Linked DNA regions of Homo sapiens: all the other regions are linked to region 1. A link is a contact called in ENCODE Hi-C data. All regions are on one chromosome and are shown on one strand. Each heading gives the region's core, a stretch centred on a gene start or an enhancer-like site at or near the end of the contact. The rest is flanking DNA. Distances are from core to core; before and after follow the strand shown. Region 1 holds the start of CSDE1 (cold shock domain containing E1). Region 2 has its middle 51 kb from the start of TENT5C. Region 3 holds the start of TENT5C (terminal nucleotidyltransferase 5C). Region 4 holds the start of MAN1A2 (mannosidase alpha class 1A member 2).

Evidence for each region. Hi-C counts contacts between places; a loop is a spot of excess contacts on that map. Pooled maps may share reads with other maps.
Region 2: a loop to region 1 is called in a map with no recorded cell type, with 12 times the contacts of the local background. The contact joins the enhancer-like site here to the promoter of CSDE1 in region 1. A Hi-C loop is called at or near these places in 2 of 37 single-sample maps with no recorded cell type and 5 of 50 pooled maps.
Region 3: a map of naive thymus-derived CD4-positive, alpha-beta T cell shows a loop between it and region 1 (32-fold over the local background). The contact joins the promoter of TENT5C here to the promoter of CSDE1 in region 1. A Hi-C loop is called at or near these places in 2 of 168 maps with a recorded cell type or tissue (both naive thymus-derived CD4-positive, alpha-beta T cell), 2 of 37 single-sample maps with no recorded cell type and 10 of 50 pooled maps.
Region 4: a map of CD8-positive, alpha-beta T cell shows a loop between it and region 1 (9-fold over the local background). The contact joins the promoter of MAN1A2 here to the promoter of CSDE1 in region 1. A Hi-C loop is called at or near these places in 3 of 168 maps with a recorded cell type or tissue (CD8-positive, alpha-beta T cell, OCI-LY7 and naive thymus-derived CD4-positive, alpha-beta T cell), 2 of 37 single-sample maps with no recorded cell type and 12 of 50 pooled maps.

What each region holds. Positions count from the first base shown.
Region 1 is chr1:114,754,761-114,760,021 of GRCh38, forward strand. It overlaps CSDE1 (cold shock domain containing E1), which reads right to left and starts at 3,224. Exons shown (of 20, transcript NM_001007553.3): 1 at 3,165-3,224. RefSeq lists enhancers at 2,621-2,940, 2,776-3,769, 3,141-3,430.
Region 2 is chr1:117,654,233-117,659,493 of GRCh38, forward strand. No RefSeq gene overlaps it. Among named protein-coding and RNA genes, the nearest start is that of TENT5C, 51 kb to the left of the region's middle. RefSeq lists enhancers at 781-940, 1,759-1,828, 1,979-2,088, 2,449-2,588. Within about 2 kb of position 2,104, at least 13 of the 41 ENCODE cell types and tissues checked have a DNase peak (open chromatin) inside an H3K27ac peak, as active enhancers do.
Region 3 is chr1:117,604,009-117,609,269 of GRCh38, forward strand. TENT5C (terminal nucleotidyltransferase 5C) reads left to right here and starts at 2,040. Exons shown (of 2, transcript NM_017709.4): 1 at 2,040-2,145. TENT5C-DT (TENT5C divergent transcript) reads right to left here and starts at 1,762. Exons shown (of 3, transcript NR_121626.1): 1 at 1,638-1,762; 2 at 781-928. RefSeq lists enhancers at 854-1,354, 1,355-1,855 and a silencer at 1,766-2,105.
Region 4 is chr1:117,365,079-117,370,339 of GRCh38, forward strand. MAN1A2 (mannosidase alpha class 1A member 2) reads left to right here and starts at 2,371. Exons shown (of 13, transcript NM_006699.5): 1 at 2,371-3,407. The coding sequence starts at 3,106. RefSeq lists a silencer at 1,607-2,426 and an enhancer at 3,297-3,436.

The DNA of each region.
Region 1 (5,261 bases), core at 1,974-4,473:
ACAACTATCTTTTTGTATCTGTGTAGTAACAACTGTGCTGGATTAATTATCTAAACAGCTACTGAGATATTTAAAATTATCTATCACTTAACTGCTTATATATACACCCAGAAACCTAATAGTTTTAAGCAGGACAAATGGCAGTGTGGGAAGATGCTGAAGAAACATTCTAGACACATCAGAAAACACCACAGACCAGCAGTTTCCAACAGAAATACAGTGTAATTATAATTCTAGTAACCATATTACAGTCAAAAGAAACAGAAGGAATTTTAATTAAACGTCTTATTTAACCAATTATATCCAAAATGTTATTCTCTACAGGCAATCAATGTAAAAAAATTGACACTGTTACATTCCTTGAAATCCAATGTTATTATACAATCACAGCACATTTCAATTCAAACTAGTCACACTTCAAGTGCACAACAGCCACACGTGGCTGGCGGCTACCATGTTCCACAGAGTAGGTATAAACTGAGCAGGGGTCTAAAAAAGCACTATTGTGCCAATTAGCAACAGGAAGTAAATGTAAGGGTCTTGAGCAAAGATTTTCACTAATAAAAGTAGGCAGTATCTAGCATAGAAGCTTGTTGTTAATAAATTGGAGAAAAAGAAGTGCAAATAACTGGTTATGTACCGGCTGTAGCTGCAAATCAACGGATAGCTTACATGTGCAACATAGGGGAAACTGATAATTTTCAGCCACACACTGTTTTACCTCAGCATAAAAGGACATTAAAATATTAAAAAGTTTTGTGTTGTTTTTAACTAGGTACCCACACATGCAAGTGGAAAACATTCTAATATCAAAACAAAGGACTTTTTAAAATCCTGACTGGGCAGAAGGGATTTAACAGCAAGTCACTCTCACCATAGTAGTTTCACCACTTACAACAGTCTAGCTATTAAAGCTTACAAAATAGATCTCAAAGTGCTTCCTCTTCTGTTTTCTGCAAGGACAAAGCTAAGAAGAAGGCACATCAATTCTTTGTGTTTACTTAACAAGATCAAGATTTTTATCTCATTTTGCAATACAGTCCTGAAATTCAACTCCTCAAAAATCTGTCCAAAAGAACATCGTTCCAAAATTTCCATGTTTTAACTACCTTGTCGAAAGTATGGCTCTCACAACAGTTTCAATAGACTTAGTGCCACTGAACTGTACAATGAAAAACACTGGAACACTAAATTTCATGTTATGAATGCTCCAGCATAATTTGATATTTTAGCATTTTGTTTGTTTAAAACAAAAATCGATGGCCCTACACGATGTGTCTTCAGGTGGGGAGAAGGGAAAATAAGGGTAGAGGGTAAAGCCAGACTGCACGTCAGCTTTCACGCTTTCAATTTTGATTTGCTAGGACTTTACCAGATTTTCACCCACACTCGCTAAAGGTCACACTTAAGTCAGTACTTACAAAAAAAGAAAACCTATCTTCTGTGCCTCAAATACTTTAGTTTTCAACTCAGCTGCTATAAATAATCATCTCGATGGTAAACATCCAGAACAGCTGCAAAACCAAACTATTACCTTCTCTTTTATTTTAGTCCCAGGGCTAAAACGAAACAAAAAGAAGGCCAAATATTTATCTAAGTTTTATGACTCAGGTATATCCCTACTGAAGTATATAAAGCCCCTCCTTACCCACACCAAGGATATCCATTATTGGTTAGTACCAAAAGAAAACCAAGGTATGTATTATAGTGCTCCTCAATGCAATATCAAGAATGTTTGCCTTTAGTTACTCAAAATGAAAATTACTCAGCATTTTAGTATAGAGTAGCTTATATCTGTGGGCTATAATTTGAAACCTACATTCTAAAAAAGTAGGTTAGTAGCAGTGGCTGAGAACTGCCAGTTCATACCAGCCTGATGAAAATTTAAGCCTCTCAAAAAGATTTAACTACCACAGTGCCTTTGAGCATTCTCCCTCTCCGCCCTGTCTCCCAACTGTTTAAAGAGCGCCATATTCTTTTACTCATTTAAGGTGCAAAACACGAAAATTAACTTGCCCAACAACGTTCAGATATTCTTTGCAGATTCAAGCCTGTTTCAGGGAGCGTTCTCTGCTTCACCTGTGAGTTAAGCAAGACGGCCGCCATCTGGGTGTTTCTAAGGGAAAACCTTAAAGCAAAAGAACCTTGGCACTAAGATTTCGTATTGATAAAATAGCATGGCAAAAATTTGAAGCTGTCTCCGACGGGGGAACTCTAAAACATTCTACATAGAATGACGAAGCCAGGCCGTTCATTGCACAATGTGGGTGGGCCAGGCGCTGGCACCATGAGAACTACAGGAGGTGGAAGGGAGGACACTACTGAGCTTTCAGGGCGCACGCCCATTCCCCAAGATAGAGGGGTGGGAGCCACGTGCCTAAAAGATTAGGGACTGGTTCCCTTTCTCAAGACGCCGAAGGGGAGACAATGAGGGGAAGGTTGGGTGCTGAGACCCTGCTCTAGGTGACTGGAGTAACGATGTCAATTCCGCCACACTACTGTGCCAGATGTGGCTGGGGAAAGGTGTCTTTAAACACTTCCCCTAAGATATCTAGATGGAGCAGGGTCTCAGTCTATACACAAAGAAGGCGCCACTGCCGCACTGCGCTCTGGTACTGGTAGTCAGATTCCCAAGCAGGTAACGGCCAGGAAACTACAGGGTCCAGAGTCAAAGTAGGCCCCTCTTCTCGGTCTCAGGCTCTTCCAACCTCACACAAAGGACCGCGCCACCACCCCCTCGCCCCGCCCGCCGGGACATGTAGTTCCCGTTTCCCCAGACAAGCCGCAGATGGGGAAGCAGCCAGACTACAGATCCCAGCAGCCTCCGCGCCCGAGCCCCGCACCCTCTGCCTCCATCTTGGCTGCTGTCGGAGCCTCCATTTTCGCTCCCTCCCCCCACTTTAGTCACCACCACCACTACCACCACGCGCAGCCGGCTGGCCTCAACTCCTCGTTTCAGCTCTGCGACCTGACATGAGGCCCAGGCAGTTGAACGGGAGACGTATGAAAAAGCCCAGGGCAGGGAATCGGGGTGCATTCTTCCCCACCTAGAGCTCTACGAGTGCCCACCTTGACTCAGAAGGCTTCTCGTTAGCCTTGGTCTTATTCTCAGCCCTTCCCCTGGGTTTCTGCTACCCCCAGTTGGACCCTGAGGTCGTACTCACCCCAACAGCTCAGCGCCCCCTCTCCAGCGCCGCCATAAGCAGCACGGCCCGGTACGTAGGAATAAATCTCGCTTCTCTCGCGAGAGTTGCGGGCTCCGGGCGCGTGCACGAGAAGGGGCGGAGTGAAGCGTACTCTCAACACGCTTGCGCAGCAGGGCTAAGTGACGCCAAGCAGTTTGCTGCACTTAACCACAACCAACATGGTGGCTGCATTACATTACATTCCTTCTTGGGTGTGCTGCGGGAAGCAATCTCGGTGTTTACTGACTCCTCCTGGACACTAGGGGTGGCGGGTGGCTTTAGGCGTCTCTAGTCTTCGAGCGTTTGAATACGTTTTAGCCCACAATAATGGGGTAAACCTTGAAGGCCAACAATTCTGATGGCATATTCAGGAGTCATAAAAAATGATTTATCTTTTCCCAGCAAAAATCCGGAAGGACCTCACACTCGTTTCTTCTTATAGTGCAAGCATTCTTTCTTACGTCTACTGTTTTAGAGGAATTTCATTAGTATAGAGTCAGCTTTGTAGCAAGGTAATTTAGAAATCTAAATGAGACCTTTGTTTTCCACGAAAAACATTGCAACAGATGCACAAGAGTGAGCAAGGCTGCATAATCACTAAACAAAATGAAACAAATTCAGTCAACTGACCTTTCAAGTTACGAAAGATATTCCTGTTGTGTCAGGTAATCAAAGAGGGTGGATCAGTAATTAAAAGGTTGAAATAAGAGCAAAGAGATGATTCATCCAATGGGGGAAGAAGGAAGGAGAAAAATGGGTAATTATGACCACAGGAAGTTCAATGGATTATCCCCTGCCAGACAGTAGAGCATGCTCCTCTGGTGAGAGGAATGCTTTTCCCAGATTCAATGCTTCTGTTTTCACAGATTCACTGGCTCTCTCACTTGACAGTATTGGATAAATAATGAGCAGCCAGTCTTCTGAGAACTCTCCTACCCACTTTTTGCTTACAACACATTTATTTGACATGTTGTATGTGTAACCACTGGGAAGTATACAGTTGTAAAGAAAATCGGATATAGACTTGTCCTCAAGGAACTTTTAGTCTAGCATCATTGATGATCACAAAAACAAATCTAAACATACACATTGGAATAAGTGCAATGAAGGAAAGACAACCTTCAATTCAACCTCTTGAATTCTAAGAGGAGGCCGTGTCCCATTTCTGTTCAAAAATTTCCTCACCACCTTTGTTGCTGGTGTCCAGTCCCATGTATAACACCTCAAAACTGCCTTTTTGCTCTCTTTGATGCCTTCCCACGCTTTCCTAAGCACAAATATTTGCTTCATTTTCAATGCTTTCATAGCTCACTCTATTGTAATTATTAGTTTTTACTAGGTAGTAATACTCTAGCACAGAGCTTATGAAATTCATCTTTGCATCCCTGGTTGTTGACAGTGCCCGCTCTCAACAACTCTCAAAAGCTTGTTGAATAAATAGCACTGGACAACAGTATGATAAGTTGTTAGAAATTGGAATATATTTCTGGGAAACTACAGAATGTAAATTTTTTTTTTTTTCAGATGGAGTTCACTCGTGTTGCCTAGGCTGGAGTGCAATGGCATGATCTCAGCTCACTGCAACCTCCGCCTCCCGGGTTCAAGCAATTCTCCTGCCTCAGCCTCCTGAGTAGGTGGGATTACAGGCGTGCACCACCACACCCGGCTAATTTTTGTATTTTTGGTAGAGACAGGGTTTCACCATGTTGGCCAGGCTGGTCTCGAACTCCAGATGTCGTGATCCACCCGCCTCAGCCTCCCAAAGTGCTGGGATTACAGGCATGAGCCACCGCACCCGACCTAATTTTGTATTTTTAGTAGAGACAGAGTTTCTCCATGTTGGTCAGGCTGGTCTCCAACTCCTTACCTCAGGTGATCCGCCCACCTCGGCCTACCAAAGTGCTGGGATTGCAGGCATGAGCCACCACGCCTGGCCCAGAATGTAAATATTTCAAACCAGCTGTTTTGTTTAATTCACCCAGTTCTTAAATCGAGATCTCCCCTTCCTGCAATACAGCTGGTCTGTGTATTCTAATCTAATGTTATAGAGAAACTGTACCAGGCTCTTGCGCTAGA
Region 2 (5,261 bases), core at 854-3,353, 2.9 Mb after region 1:
CACGGGGCCTGCAGTCCCCACGTGTAGCCTGATAGGCAGGGACTAGGGGACAGCCAGAATCAAAACCACAGCCTCCCGTTTTTAGTGTGTGGGCTTCAATTCGATGAGCTAGGGAGGAGACTTCTGGAGAAAAAATACTCTGTAGGGTCACATACACCCAGACAGTGTGGACACCTGCTACACACACATACCAATATGTGCATTTACAACTAATTACATACAAAGGAAAGCACACACACACCCAGAGGTGCACAAGCACACGGTCAATGCCCTGCAGAGCCCACCTGCAGCTCCCTGAGCCCAGGACAGCTCTGTTACCCTCTGAGTCTCTGGGTCAATCTTTACCCTTGCCCTCTGGGTCTTCCCTCTCTCAACAAACCCTGAGGCTGGGCACTGAGGCCTAGGGGATTCAGTGATTTTACTGATAAGGCTGAAAACAGGCAGGAAGGGAGGGTAACTTACAGTGCTCTCCGGATGTTACAGTATTTGCATTTCCACAGTCTATGTGTCTGAAAAAAACTGGGTTTAGTCTAGAAACTTGGTGGTACGCAGGTGTAGCTTTCAAGAGAACTGGGAAACAATGCTGTATGGAGATGGTAACCACTTGTGAGCTGGGTCAGTTTCACTATTTACTATACAGGCTGGCCATGATCTCATTGAACTCTCAGAAGTGCCTTCTGCACAGATAATTTATAGATGATGAAACTGAGACTTGGACATGTAAAGTAATTTGCCCAAGGCATGCAATTTGTAATTGGCAGATCTGGGACTCAGGGAGTAGGCTTCTGATTCCAAAGACAAGTGCTCTTACCACCCCTACCAGCTCAGCCTCTTGCCTCTGGTGTGTGCCCCTGCCCCCTCCCGCCTCTGGGCTCCACATTCTGGCTGCTGACTCCCTCACACATGGCCTGGTGGAGCCCCTACCCATGCTGAGTGGGGCTGGGAAAATGGTGAATTTTCTAGAAAATTGTGAAAGCGCTGCCTACGAGAATGGCTGCCTGGGACACTCCAGCTGCAGGCCCTGGGGCAGTGCCCGTTTGGAAGGTGCAGAGTTTTCTGGAGATAAGCAAACATGAGTCAGGAGAAAGCGACAAACAGCTCACCCCTGCAGATTGGCTGCCAGGACGTGAGATGATCATGCAACGTCAAGCTAACAGCCTCAAATCTTTTTGAAATCGAGTGCCCAGTTGACAGTTAAATCAGTCCGGAGACACAACTTCTCTCCCTCTCAAAACATATACACACACGCGCACACGCGTGCACACACACACGCACACACACACACACTTGATGTGGATTGTGGGACCAGAGCATTCAGGACTTTACAGCTCTAAAGGACCTTCGAGCTCATTGAGCTCTTGACCACCTTAATGTCAAGAATCGCCCAAAGTACCCATTTAAAAGACAAATTCTAACCTCAGCCCATTCCAGGTCTCCAGAATTCTAAGGGAATCTCTAAAAATCTTCTCAAGAAGCTGGATGTTTTACCAGGTTCCTGAGAGATTCTCATCACATCAGAGTTTGTTCCTTCAGGGTTTTGGAACACTGAATCTAGACTAACCCCTTCATTTTATAAGCAACATTTTAGTGATCTACAACATTTGTGTGAGCTGCGCAAAGCCACACAGCAAGTTGGCAGCAGGGCAAACGTGGATTCCCAGCACCGGGCCTCTCTGTCACACCACTCTTCTGACCACATAGAAAAGGAAGGATGGAAGGAAATCAGAGTTACTGAGCGCCTGCCATGGGTTGGGGCATGCTGGACAATTCAGTAGTAAGAGCAAAGGGAACCCCCTGGGTGCCAAGTGCTGTGCAGGGCACTTTTCCTGCTTTTGGAATTTAATACTTATAGTAGCTCTTGGCTGGGAATGGTTACCCTCCTCACGTGCGAGATGAGGCAATGGGCACACAGGGGCTGGGCACTTCTCAGGACCCAGAGGCCCCAAGAGCTAGAGGCAGAATTTGAAGCTGGACCTCAGCTGGAACCTTGAGAGCCCAGGCTCTGAAGCACTGTGCTGCGTCAGCTCTCAGAGACGCACTTGATTCTGTTGCTGATTTCATCAAAAGCTCACAGAAACCTTGTGATGTAGGCGGCGTCTTGTAGAGTTGAAGAAGCCAAAGCCCGGGGTGACAACAAAACCTGCCCAAGATCACACAGCCAGCAAACCATGAAGGCAGATTCAGCCCGGGTCTATCTTGTGTCAAACCCACACACTCCTCACCACATGTGGCGGTTTCGGAAGCTCCTTCCTGGGGCTCCAACTACAGACTACCTCTTCTGACAGTCTCACCCCCGCTGTCCCAGCTCGAACCTTCACCCTCTTTGGGCAGTCTGCATCTGGGGGCCCCCTCACACCCAAGTGCTACTGTGTTTACACTTCTGTTTGTTCCTGAATTCTCTTCTGACCCTCAACTGCTTTGAAGTTCTACAGCCAGGCTCTGCACAGTTTTTGAAAAGCGGAAGACAGTAAATCTTGCAGGCTCTGGGGTCCAGACCATCTCTGTTGCGACCACTCAGCTCTGCCCTTGCAGTGTGTTTAGTTCAGCCATAGACAATTCGTGAATGCGTGAGCATGGTTCAGTACAGCTTTAGTTCATGAGCTGTTGTTTGCCCATTCCGATGTTCTAGAAGAATGCTGGGGATTTGAAATGCTGAAATTTTCGAATGCTGAAAATCCATTCGAGCAGATTTTTATTTGATTCTGCTCTTTATGGGACAGAAGACAAGTCTGTTTGGGAAGGCATGTGTTTGAAAAGAGCCTAAAGGTGTCTGACCATTGAGACCCTAGTGCCTAAAAATCTGGAAGAGACTGCCTAGTTCTCAGGGAATGTTCCTTCCTTCCTTTATTCATTCATAGACTAGTTTGGAACACCCGCCATGTGACAGGCATCGTGTTGAGCCTTGGTGAGACAGACAGGCAAGTCTTTGCAGAGCTTATAGCTCAGTTACTGCTGGGGCTGCCAATGTGATGACTAATAGCAAAGAGTGTAAAGAAGGACACGACTTAGTTGGGGGCTGGGGAAGACTTCCCAGAAGAAGCAATGGGTAAGCTGATTCCCCTGACTGGGAATCCAAGTGAGGGCAGAGACAAGGTACAGTGTAATCAATGCAGGGAAAGAAACATCAGGTGACAGGCTTTTACATGCCATTTTTAGAGAATATGTGCACTGCTGTATTGACCCTTTTGGGAGGGTCTGATTCTTTTAGACAACAGGAACATCCGCTTTTCCCACTGGCAGATGGATCAGGCTGTTGATCCTGTTCTGTGATCCAAATGGCTCAGTCTCCATACTGGGAGATGGGGAAGGTATAGCTGATGTTTTGTGTGAGTCGGTGAATTGTCACAGAAGTAGACAAAACCATGCAAAATTTCCATTTGTTTCTTTGGATTTACCTCTGAGCCGAGTCTCTCAGATCATTAGAAAAAAAAAAAAAAAACACCCCAGATCACAGAGTCTAATAGATAGAATGTTATCTTTAAGGCAACGCTTAAAACTCAATGTTCGTAATGTAATATTTATTTAAAACAAAATAGCTTAACTGTTTTTTTTTAAACGAAAAAATCTTACCTAATTAGTTCCTTGTTCTTTTGGCCCAAAAAAACTCAATTTTACTTTGTTAAAGAAAATATAAGAAATACCAACTACATGAGAAAGTTAAACTGATGTTTGATTCAAATACTAATTATTTTTATTTTTTAATTTTTAAAAAATTTTTTTCACAAAATTATTCACTCATTTTATACACATTTTTGAGCTCATACCATGTGCCAGGCATTGGGCTACAAAGATGAAAAAGACATCAATCCATTTTTATTTTTCAATATATTTCCCAGAACTTGTGTCATCTTAGGAGTGTCCGTGCTGCTGATTGGGCTCAGGGCACAGGTGCTGCTGGATGGTGTTTGGTGCTTTATGTGGTAACCTATTTCCCCAACAGGACATCATGGCTGCCAGGACGAAAGCGTATGCCAGTGGGCTGCATTGACCATGTGGCTTTGTGCATGTTTGGGGATGATTACAAGGATAATAGAGAGCATTTGGGGGACATTAGTGGCAGCACAGCACAAATGAAGCCAGTGCGTGGCCTGTCTCCTCCTTGCACGGTGCTTCTGGCTTTCTGCTGGTTAATACAAGATGCCATGGATAGATGCTCTTGGCAAATGTCCCTTGGGCTGCTGGCTGTTCACATTGCCCTTGAAATCTGAAATACACACCCTAGGGATTGAAAACTGCTGGAGGCTTCATGTTCATGGAGGGAAGCTGAGCTGTATTGGTGAGAGGAATGGCTGAAAATAAGTCCCTAGAGTAGCTTGGTGTGGAGTTTCTAAACAATTTCACATCCAGCAGGTTCCAGGAAGGGCACAAGGCTACCCAACCAGGTCAATGAAAGGAGGCCATTTGTTGAGTGAGGATGGGAAGGGATGGGCACCAAGGAGGGGCCTGCTGTGTGTGTGTTTGAGGGGGTGTGGGATGCAGAGGGAGGGGGAGGTACACCAGCCTGCAGTCTTGCATGACAGGGACTTGGAGAAGGGTCTCAAGGTCCTGATGTGAAGAGGATTGAAGCTGGCCTCAGAGGAAGCTAATCGTGGCATGAAGGAGACCCTGTGCTGGGGCCTCAGTGTGTGTTGTGGTTCTGTGGGGACAATTAGGGTTTCTGGGTTTCCTGAGCTGCAAAGCATCCTGCTCTCAACACCAGTGCACCAGGTGGCCCACGTCAGCGAGGCAGGAAGGAAAGGGCCCTTCACCCTTCCAGGTGTCTGTTTTACCCCCAGTTGTAGTTTCCAGAGCTCCAGGAGGTTTTTGCTTATGCCTAGTTTGCTGAACTTAGTACAGGAGGAGCCCATCCTGTGCATGTACCAACTACCAGGTTGGCAAATAGGTTTCATCCTGAGTGCCAATTCTGGTCAATGCAGGAGCTTCCTGGAGGACTTTGCTGAGACAGAATTCTTAGGCCACCTCTGGCCCTGCAGGAAAGAGGCTGTGATCAATTATTGATCCCTGCCAGGGATATGCCACCAACTTACCATCTCTATGACTCAGTTGTATTTCCCTAGACCCACTTGTGTAGACCCACGTGCTACCTAGACCTATGTGTGCAGTCTTGTGGGCACTCCATAAATACCTGTGAATGAAATTTAATCTACCTAGAGTGCCTCTCCTCTTGAGTGTCCAGTAGATTCTGTACTTCCTCAGATGGCTTAGCAGGTGAAAAGGGGAATATCCCTTTCGAGTTATCCTTGGAAACCTTATTGTTGGGC
Region 3 (5,261 bases), core at 790-3,289, 2.8 Mb after region 1:
TTTAAATTAAAAAGACTGAAAATACCAATACTGGCAAAGATGTGAAACAACCGGAAATCTCATATCACTGGTTGGAACCTAAATTGTTATACGAATTTAAAAACTGGCAGTGTATTTAAAGTTTAATATGTGAACACTCTATGAACCAGGAATCCAATCCTAGGTATATATATATATCCAACATAAATGAATGCTATGTCCACCAAAAGACATGTGTAAGAATGTCTGCAGCAGCTTCATCAAAGGCAGAAACATGAAGCAACTCAAATGTCCACCAACAGTAGGATGAGTACACAAATCGTTGAATATTTATATAATGAAGTAATACACAGTAGTGAAAAAGAATGGACCATTGTTACACACAACAATATGGATGAATCTCATAGACGCACTGTTGGGCAAGAGAAGCCAGACATAAAATTGTACGTGTTATGTATTTCATCCATAGCAAGTTCAAATATTGGTAAAACTAATCTATGGTGATAGAGGTTAAAATAGTGGTAATCCTTGTCGGATACTGAATGGGAAGGGGCATGAATGAGCTGGAAAGGTTCCACATCTTGATATGGATGGCAGTTACATGGGTATGCATATGTAAAAAATTATCATTCTGGACACTTTTGATTTGTGCGCTTTACTGAATGTTATACCTCAAAAACAAAAAGTAAAACAAAAAATCAGATCATATGTCTTGATTTCGCGTCTAACAATAGGATCACTGGCTTTCCCTATAAACACTCATATTGATGTCCTATCGCATTAAAGTTCCTGGATACTCACTCTCCTCTCCCTCGCTGGGAAAGACATATTTGAGAACTCTTCATAGTCTGACAGACAGGAGAACCACACTTATTTCAGGCAGGGTTGGAAGAGTAGGGCGGAGGAGATGTAAATACTGCATCTGGGAAGTAATCTTTTCCCCCAGCACCTAGTAAACGATCAATACAAGTACAATAATGTCTATTGATAAATAACATTGTCCAACATTGGCTACTATCTGATACATACAGCATTTGCCACACACTTTCTAACAGGCACTAGGCAATGCACTAATTGTTTCCCACGTATTTTCTTAATACTTATATAATTCTACAGAGCTGTCCCATTGTTAGTCTTGTCCTACAGATAGGAGACGCAGGTTGTTGGAGGGTTGGTTCAGTTACTTGCCTAAGGCCTTACAGAAAGTTTAAGTGGTGCATGGAGATCTCAACTCAGATTAGTCTGAATTCAGAACCTGGGCTGTAAACCACTCGCTATGTTATGAATGGATGGTGTCCAAGCCCTGCCTGCATGTTATATAACACACTGGACCAAGTGCTGTGGCATTCCGAATGGGGCCGAAGCGGCTGCGGCTGCCGACATTGGCGATGGACTCCCCGAGGCCCTTCGTCCCACTAACTGCACACAGGTGGTCCCCGGGGCCAGAGAGCCGCCGGCGCTCTCTCCCCGAAGACCACGCCTTCGCCTCCAGCCAGTTTGCTTGGGGAATCAGAAAGGTGCCCAGGGCCCAGAAACCATTAAGTTTTTTCCGACTTCAAAAACACACACCGGAGGTAGGCGTGGGCGTTACCCGCCTCACTCCTGGGGGCAGGGAGAACCAACGCGAAAATCCCCAGAGAGGCGGAAGAAAAACCTGCCTGCGAGAGAATAGGATGGAGATGGGAAAAGCCTGGGGAAGAGAGAGTTATGCGGCAGGAATAGCAGAAAAGCGTACTAAGCAAAAAGAAAGGTGTCCCACTAACTCCGAAGTTAAGTGGGTGTCGACGCAGCCCCCTCTATTGCGCTTGCGCAGTGCTGCCTCCCTGAGCACCCCGCCCCTTCCCGCCGCTGAGGATTTACTCGTCTCTTGGCAACCATTCACCCGAAGAGCCAATCAGAGGGCAGCCCTCGCCCCGCCCCTGCCGTCAGGGCCGGGCGGAAGGGTCCCGAGGGGACTGGCTCCGCCACGCCCCGCCCCTGGCTCCCCCGGGAGGGCGGCTCAGGGGCGGGGACGGGGGCGTGGTCCCGCCGTATAAGAACGGAGGGGGCGGCGGCGGGACGGCTCACTCGGTGCCGCTGCCTAGGGGCTGTAGAGGTCGCGCCGCTCCTGCTGGGGCCTGCCCACGCCAAGGACCTGCCTCTGTCGCCTCCTCTTCTATTGCCCAGGTGAGTCCGCGACCCCCCTCCTCTAAAGGTGCGGCGATGCGGCAGCAGCCCCAGGGAGCCGCGAGCTCACTTAGTGGGGGTCCGCCCCCACTAAGTGGTGCTCAGGTCTTTGCCCAGCCTGGTAGGGGGCAGGCGGACCCGAGGGGAGCTGCGGACAGGTGCCGAGACCCGGTGCTCCTTTCCCCTCCTGCTCCCTCGAGGACCCCCGCCCCTGACACACCCGTCCCAAAGGGCCAGAAGAGACGCTCCGAAAGGGAGCTACAACTTTCCAGAGACCTGGGGCTTGGCAAACTCCAGCGAGTTCCTGCTCCGCGCGTCCTGCAGGCTGCGCGCTGGCCAGGCGCGGGCAGGGCGTCTGAAGAGTGTGTGATCGGCGCCTCCGCTCCTACCTGGATCAGACGGCGCCCCCCGCCACCCATGCCTCCCTTCCTGGCTTGCAGTCCCTCGGGCTCGCCCCGGCGCTCCCGCGGGCGCGCACACCTTCGCCGGCCCGCCGAGTGTGAATTCGAATTCGGCGGTTTCACTAGGCGCAGCTGGAGACGCAGCGGTCCGGGGCTTGGATCTGGTTGGGGAGGGGAGGGGCGCTTCCTAGGCTCATTGCCAAGTCCTGAGTTTTAAGGAGAAGGGCGGAGATCCTTAAATTTAATGCGCTCACATCAGACTGTGGACACCATGAGCAGCAAAGGGATCCAAGCCAGTGACTTGTGCGCTGCGCGTCTCTCAGAAACTTCTTGGGAATGCGGTGTCTGTGAAACCTGCTTCCTCTCCTTTTGAAAATGAAACTTGCTTTACTGCGTAGGTGAAAAGCCACGGCAAGTGGGTCGACTCGGACGGATACCGGTGCGGCTGCCCCGGGAGGTGTCGCAGTTCGGGGACTCCCTTCGCACTGGTCGCGAGGCAGGAGGGAGCAGGGTGGGAGGCGAGTCAGAGGAGGGTGACTTACCTGAAGAATACAGGTTGGTAGCCTGCACACCTGAACTCAACGCTGGCGGGCGAGAAAACCAAGCAGCGCTACCTCCAAGTAAGGGCGCTCCCCTGGAGAAATGAATGCCTGGCGAGCTTCTGGAGAACCCACTATTAGGGCTGGACCCTGCGGGAGGGATAGTGTCAGCTCCCTTCCCCTTCGCCCTTTTTTGTCCATAGGTAGGCTTTTGTAGGGCTCTAACCAGTTCCCTGGCTTAATTAAGTAGGGGCCTGCTTCCTTTTTAACATTTTTGCTTTCTTACGGAGATATAAAGTGCATACAAATGAAGTGCTTAAAATGCACTTATAGTAAGAAAGCTTTTATAAATACTATGTGCATAATTATTTGTATTGTGACAACTTGGTCTTCAGGTTACTTTGTAGGTGGGTTAGGAGACTGAACCAGCCCAGGAAATAAAGTTAGGGTGATTAGATCCTCCCAAAGTACACTTCTGGCTGGCTCAGCTGCCCTCTGCGTGCAGGAAAGAGGGTGACCGTTGTTGGCGACAGCAACCTTTCAACGTGAGTAAATTGGCAAGGAAATGAGCCCAGGAAGTAAGTTGGGCAGCCGCAAGAGTGGTAGGAGAGCTTACCCAGAATTTTACTGTCTTAAATCCCCAAGGGTATTATTGAGGGTGTGAGACCAGCCACGTTAGGCCCTGCAGTGGAAAAGGGGGAGGGGGATGGGGAGTAAAGAATGCTGACTTTTCTCTGGGCTTTTAGGGAAACCTCTGAGCTGGGCTGCAGGGGTTCTGTCCTTTGACATTCTTGTTTGTGAAGATGGAAAATGATCTCTGGAGTCAAGCTTAGTTTATTTCAGATAATGAACTTTTTCTCTTAAGGTATACCCATAGCTTTAGAGTACATATATTCTCAATAAAGAGTTTTTAGGAAGATTTTGGTATATTGTATATAATTGTTCAGGTAGCTATGCGGGGGTAGGGGGCTCCCATAACAAAGTTTAAAAAAAAAAAAAAACTCTGCCAGGAGGCCTCTAAATTGTTACCAAAACAAAGATCCCTAATTTCATAAGCAGCTTCAGTGAGCACATAGAATTAACAGCCATATTTCTTACGCTGTTTTTTCCACAATACCTACCTTGTATCCAGGGATTAAATTCATGTAATTCTGAAGGAAAGGATTTGGCTCTTAGCCTGCTTGTCAGAGTGAGCATGACTTAGTTGTGCACCTGTGGCTATCTCTACCTGGTTTCTTCTCTTGTACCGTGAGCACAAGTAGCCACTGAAATCTCCCGAGTTCCAGAGGCCCGTCCCCCCTCAGCTGTATCTCCCCATAGTGCACACATTCAGCCCACATTCCCCCGTGTTCAAGGCCAGGGCAGATCATGCACATCTTGCGCTGCCGGTCAGAGAACAGAATTCCTCATATTTCTGAAAGTCCAAGGAACAGTGCAGCAGTAAAAATAACTTAAAAGTGGGCTGTAGTGCTCTTGTTTTCACAGTACCATTAACCAGACACATTTGATAGAAAATTTAAAAACTTCATTTAAAAAACTTTTTTTGTTGTTTTTACTGCTCAAGTACATAGGACCTTGTCTTCATCTTTTGTCTCTGATCAATGTTGTGTTCATGGAGTTACCTACTAAAGAAATGGAAACCCAAAGGCTCTCAGTGGATGAGTTGAACCTTTTTTTTTTTTTTTTGCATTACTGAGAGAAGTCGTGGAAGCCCAAAACTAGTTTCATGAGTTAAGCTAAACTTATGTTTTGGGGTTTCTTGGTTTCACACCTGTCTCTGGGTGTATCTGCTATTTTGTGTGCATGTGTGTGTGTTTAGGAGTTAAGGAGTAATGTGGAATGTGAGGTTACTTGGAATAAAACATTACTTGGGTTAGATAAGGTCTGTTGCTTTTTGTGTTGTCATTGAGGTAAACAAGGCACTGTAGGAAAATGCTTCCTGCCATCTTGGTGTTTTGACTATAGTACATTAAAATGGCATAAATTGTATTACAATGAAGCAGACACCTCTGTGTTTAAAGAAATGTTCATGTGTTTAAAGCTGCTTGGGTACATTAGTACTGCTGATTTCTTGTGATGTTTTCAGGCCATAAGATCTCTCAAAACGTTTTTACGCTTTCATTGCAGGCCGCATAAAGAGGCTTGCATTTGGAATTCAAATAGTTTAGAGGAAGCA
Region 4 (5,261 bases), core at 1,121-3,620, 2.6 Mb after region 1:
CAACATGATTCTTTAAAAACTCAGACTTGCCTTTAGAAGAGTGGATATATGTAATACTATGTATACAGTATTTTCATTGCTGGTGTAGGAGTGTGATAACTGACGGTATCATCAATGACTTTAAAATTGCTGGCTGCATTTGGACATCTGCAATAACCCCTAAATTGTTTTTACTCTCATGAAGGAAAAATGAATTTTGCAAAACAGACAAGCAAAGGAAAAGGGGTCTTCTCCATCAGCAATGAGGTCTTACTTGCTTAAGCTATACTTGTCAACTAGGTTATGTCAGGTTTCATGATTGAAATCTCTTGTGGTTAAGTCTAGTGTTAACCTAGGTAATATTTATTTTTCAAGATTTATATAACTTGCTATTTCATTCAGAGTTCAGTATTTATTTCCCCTGAACTTTTCATGGAAACTAATGATCTCAACAGTAGGAAAACAGTGTGTTCTTCCCCGCCTCCCCACCGCCCCCCCCACTTTGGCTTACGGAGTCTCAACATTAGAGACTTATTCTTAAATTTGGCACATTTTATAAAGACATATTGGGAAGGCTAAAAGTTTCTTATATCTACTCTTCACAAATGTTCAACATAAATCTCACTAGGGACCGGGCACTCCTTGCTTACCAGTCTCCCTGGGTGAACTGGTGAGAGGTGGCCCTCAATATTTTTACTTTTTATTTGGTGAAGCAGGATCAATGACAATGACTTTTGTCATGTGGTAGGCAGTTAGATATGCAGAGCTTCTAGAAATAATGCAGACTGGGAGACTGGAATGTAGTTACAAGTGTGCCAATGAACATGAGACTTTTCTGCTTGATTTTTAAGCTAAGGCTGACTTACTCTCCTGACATTTAAGGGCCTCCTCTCCAATTCCCAGTCATCAGTAAAGGATGTGTACAGGGAATGACAATATTAGAACAAAAACAACCTGCAAGTAAATCGGATGCAAGAGTCTATGTATCTTGCAAGGAAATCTTTTGCACTTAATCACAACATGGCTCTCCTCAATACTACGGAGAACAGAATTGATTCAGATTGTTTTTAAGCCTGAACGTAAACAATATTGTCGCCTTTTTGGGTTTCAGCACCTCCTTATTCATCCATTTTCTCTTTTATGGGAAGGGGGTTGATGAGGTGTGTGAAGATGATAGAACGTGCCCCAGAAACTGAACAATGAAGAGACGCCTGTCATATCGGGGGTACCTAGATTCCTCTGAAAGGAAGCCCAGCTGAAGGAGCAGGGTCACCACTTTATTTTAAAAACGTAACATGGCACATGTTGGTGCTCTATTAATCGAGCCTCGGGGGCCCAATAACGTGAGCATGGGCTGCTGCGTGGAAGTTTGAGACCCTGTTGCTGAATCCTCGGGCCTGACGGTCTATCGCTGAAGACAAGACTTCCAAAGAATCACAGTAAACGTTAACCTAAGCCATCAGAAGCCATTAACTCCGGTGACACTACATTTCAGCGAAACCTTCGCGACCCAACCCCTCGCTCCCTCTCGCCCAAACGCTGGGTCAACCCCACGAACTGGCGGTGGCAAGGCCCTGGGCACCGGTGAAGTTCTCGTGGCAGCGCAGATCGGCGACCTTCTCTTCTTTCGCGCTCAGACGGCGGCGGCAGCAGTACGCTTTCGGGCTGCTGGAGCCGGCAGCGGCGCGAGGCCGGAGCCCGGGCAGCCAGGCTGGGTGGGGGAGGGGCGGCGGCAGCGGAGCCGGGAGCGTGCGCGCGCACCTCACACTCCGCCGCCCGGGGACGCCCACTCGCGAGCCGGGGCCGGTAGGCCGGCCCGGGTCCCATCGCCCCCGCCCTCCGGTTCCTCTCCGGCGTGAGCCCAACGGGTGTCGGCCCAGCAGCTGCTGCGCTCACCAGGCCTGGGGAGGCAGGGTACGGGGACCGGGCCGCAGCCCCGAGCGGCGTGGGCGCGCTGCCTCTCTGGCAGCCGCCGCCAGAGCCAGCAGCTGCGAGCCACCGGAGGCGGCGCGGAGGAGGCCCCCGCGGCCGGGCAGGAAGGAGACGCGGCCGACCTCTGCCCGCCCGAGGCGCGGCTGCTCCCGCGCGCCCAGGCCCTCCCGCCGCTCCAGGGCTGAGTGAGGAATGAGCCGGCGCCTACCCCGGGCTCTCGGAGCGTGGGCCCCGGCTCGGCTTCTTAGGCGCGAGGGCTCGGCCACTGCGGCCGGCGGCCTAGCTCGGGGAGCAGGCGCCGGGGTTCACTGAACCGGCCGCGGAGAGGAGGAGGAGGAGGAGGAAGAGGAGGAGGAGGAGGAGGAGGAGCTCGGCGGGGGCGGCCGCCGCGCCTCCCCTCCCCCAGGACACGCCGGGGCTTCTCAGTGGCCGCCGGAGGAGGAAGTTCCGCTCCCTGACAGACCCGTGCGGTAGCAACAGCGGCGGCGGCCGCGGCGGCTGGCCGGACTCAGGTGTTTCGGACGCTATTGCCCTTCGCGCCAGCCGTCGAGTGGGCAGCAGCGGGACTCAGCCGGGCGCCAGGTTCCTGCCAGGCAGCGCCGGGAAGCGCGGGCGGCCGAGAACTCCTTCCTGCTACTTCGCCCAGCGCCGCTGCTTCGGCTTCCCAGCGAAGTGGGAGACCTTCCTCCCTGTTTGCAGACGTCCGTGGGAGACCCTTATTTTTTCCACCGCTAAGGTTAAGAGATTCTGGAATAGAAGCGTCGAAGGAGATCAAGTGAACCTTCTACAACTCCTCGGATGTCGCCAGTCTCCCTTTCGGGGCGGAAGACTACGTTTGAGCATCTCACTGAGGTGCAGGAATGGAAGAACCCACCTTGCAGCTTTTCTGCAGTGTGGCTTGCCTGATCTACCCCTAGGAATGAAGAGGAGGCTTGTAATAATCCGATGAAGTACAGATGTTGAAGAGGATATCGCAGGACCTAAACTTGTGATCGTTTGGGGGAGGTCACACACGTTTCTGAGTGGGAATGGATGGGCGTGAATGACGTGCCCTCTTAAAAAGCACAACAGTCCTTTAAGAGGAGCAAAATTGAGTTTTCCCATTTTGGCCAAGATTTTGAAGACAGTTCAATGTATTCTACATTTGACATAAGATGAGAACTTTCTAAAGTATTCTCTCCAAGAGCGTAAACGATGACTACCCCAGCCCTGCTGCCCCTCTCTGGACGTAGGATACCACCTCTGAACCTGGGGCCGCCTTCCTTCCCACATCACAGGGCTACCTTGAGACTTTCTGAGAAGTTTATTCTTCTCCTTATTCTTAGTGCCTTCATCACTCTGTGTTTTGGGGCATTCTTTTTCCTTCCAGACTCTTCAAAACACAAACGCTTTGATTTGGGTTTAGAAGATGTGTTAATTCCACATGTAGATGCCGGTAAAGGGGCTAAAAACCCCGGAGTCTTCCTGATCCATGGACCCGATGAACATAGACACAGGTTTGTTTATTTCAGAAGTTCTGGTACTAACATTTGGCAGAGCAAGGTACGGTGATTGGATCGAATCTGTCTTTTTTTTTTCTTGCAGTAAAATGTAATTTTTCGAGTCATAAATATTGTATTGTTACTTCAAGACTGGCTGAATAAAACCATAGACTGGAGGGACTCTACCTCCAGTCTATGGTAGAGTCCATAGACTGGTAGGACTGGAGTCCTACCTAAGTCGTTCTTCTCTTCGGTTTTATATAAGAAAAACATTTGCGTTCAGAGTTGTGTCTAATGTGGACATCTGGGAAGGGAGGTATGAAAACTTAACCTAAAGAAATGGTGACATAAGCTGTGCCTGCATTTATTAATAACGTGTTGGAGTCAGTCATTGTGCCACCATGTGAAATCAAAGCATCGAACCTTGACAGCTCTTTTGGGTGTGCTCTCCCAGAGGGCTCTCGTTTTCTGGCTTGTAGTTGAAGCTTAGTAGTGAGTCAGCTTTTTAGGATGACAAACGTGGGCAGAATATACCTGTCATTTCTTAACGTGAAAATATCCTGATTTTTGTTCTTTTTTTGGGGATGTGTGTTGGTGCTGTATATGAAATCAGTTAAGTTAAAAGGTATTGAATCCTAAGTTATTGCACTTTGTGAGGCTTGTAGACAAGATTTATTTTTGTGAAACTTAATTTTGCTCTCTCTTTTAATGTAATAGATGGACTGTGTCAAGCAACTATTGGAATTTGGTTGATTAAGGGGTTCACATTCTTTCAGATCACTAAATCTAAAGTGAGCTCTGGGGAGAGCATAGCCAAACTAGGATAAAATGGGAGCTCTAGTTACAATTTTTATAATTTTTATATTTGTACTCAAGAGTTTGGGAAAGTAGTTGACTTTTCTTAAACCTGCCATCTTTTCCTTGTTTCTTAAAATAATTCTTGAGTATGTGGGAAAAAAAATCATGTGCTTGAATTCATTTCCCATCTGATGATAGTTTTAACTTTTTGTCAAGCACCGAAAAAGCTTAGGTTCACGTGTAAGCCTACATTAAATATTTGGGAAAATGCACTGTTTTATGAGAACTGGTTTTTCTTTTTTTCTCAACCTAGTTAATTCATTACTTGTGTGATGGTTCTTTGACTTTTGGATGAATTTTATGGAGTAGTTACTTCTAATATTGTTTCATGCCATTCTTTTGTAACTAAGTTAATTTGGAATTTTTGCCATTTTCGACTACTGTACTCCTGTATTTGTTTCTTTAATTTTGCACTTTGCTTGTTGTGACTTTAAGAAAACACTAATATGATCTGTGAAATATGTTACTGAAAAATTAACGGTGAAAGTAGTTTTCCTTGAAAATCTTATTTCGCATGGTATTTGTATAACATATGAAATATATTGAAAAAATGTGTTAAGGCTGTTTTTAGAGCTGTTTCACAACAGCCACACATTAACATTACTTAGCTCTATTATTAATAGTATCTGTCATGTACTAAGCAGTTTAAAAAATACATTTTGAATGGTCTAAAAGTTTAAAATAATATGACCACATTTTAGTTTAAAAACATTTACACAAAAATTCTCAGTAAATGGAGTTAAAATATGAAATTTGAATGAAAATACAGATATGTGCCTTTTATTCACATTTTTAACAGTCTGTATAAATAGTTTAAACAAGAATTCTTAAATTTATGAAGCCCTTGGATATATATGCATATGTATTTAGCTATCTAAAACTATTGGGTTCCTGAGTTTGGAATGAGAGATTGGTTATTGTTCTGATAGCAGGGGTGGTTTGTGAGCCATGCCCTGAGTTTTGGCTAGTAAGAGTCTGGATAGCAAGTGATACATGTGAGTCTGGATAGAT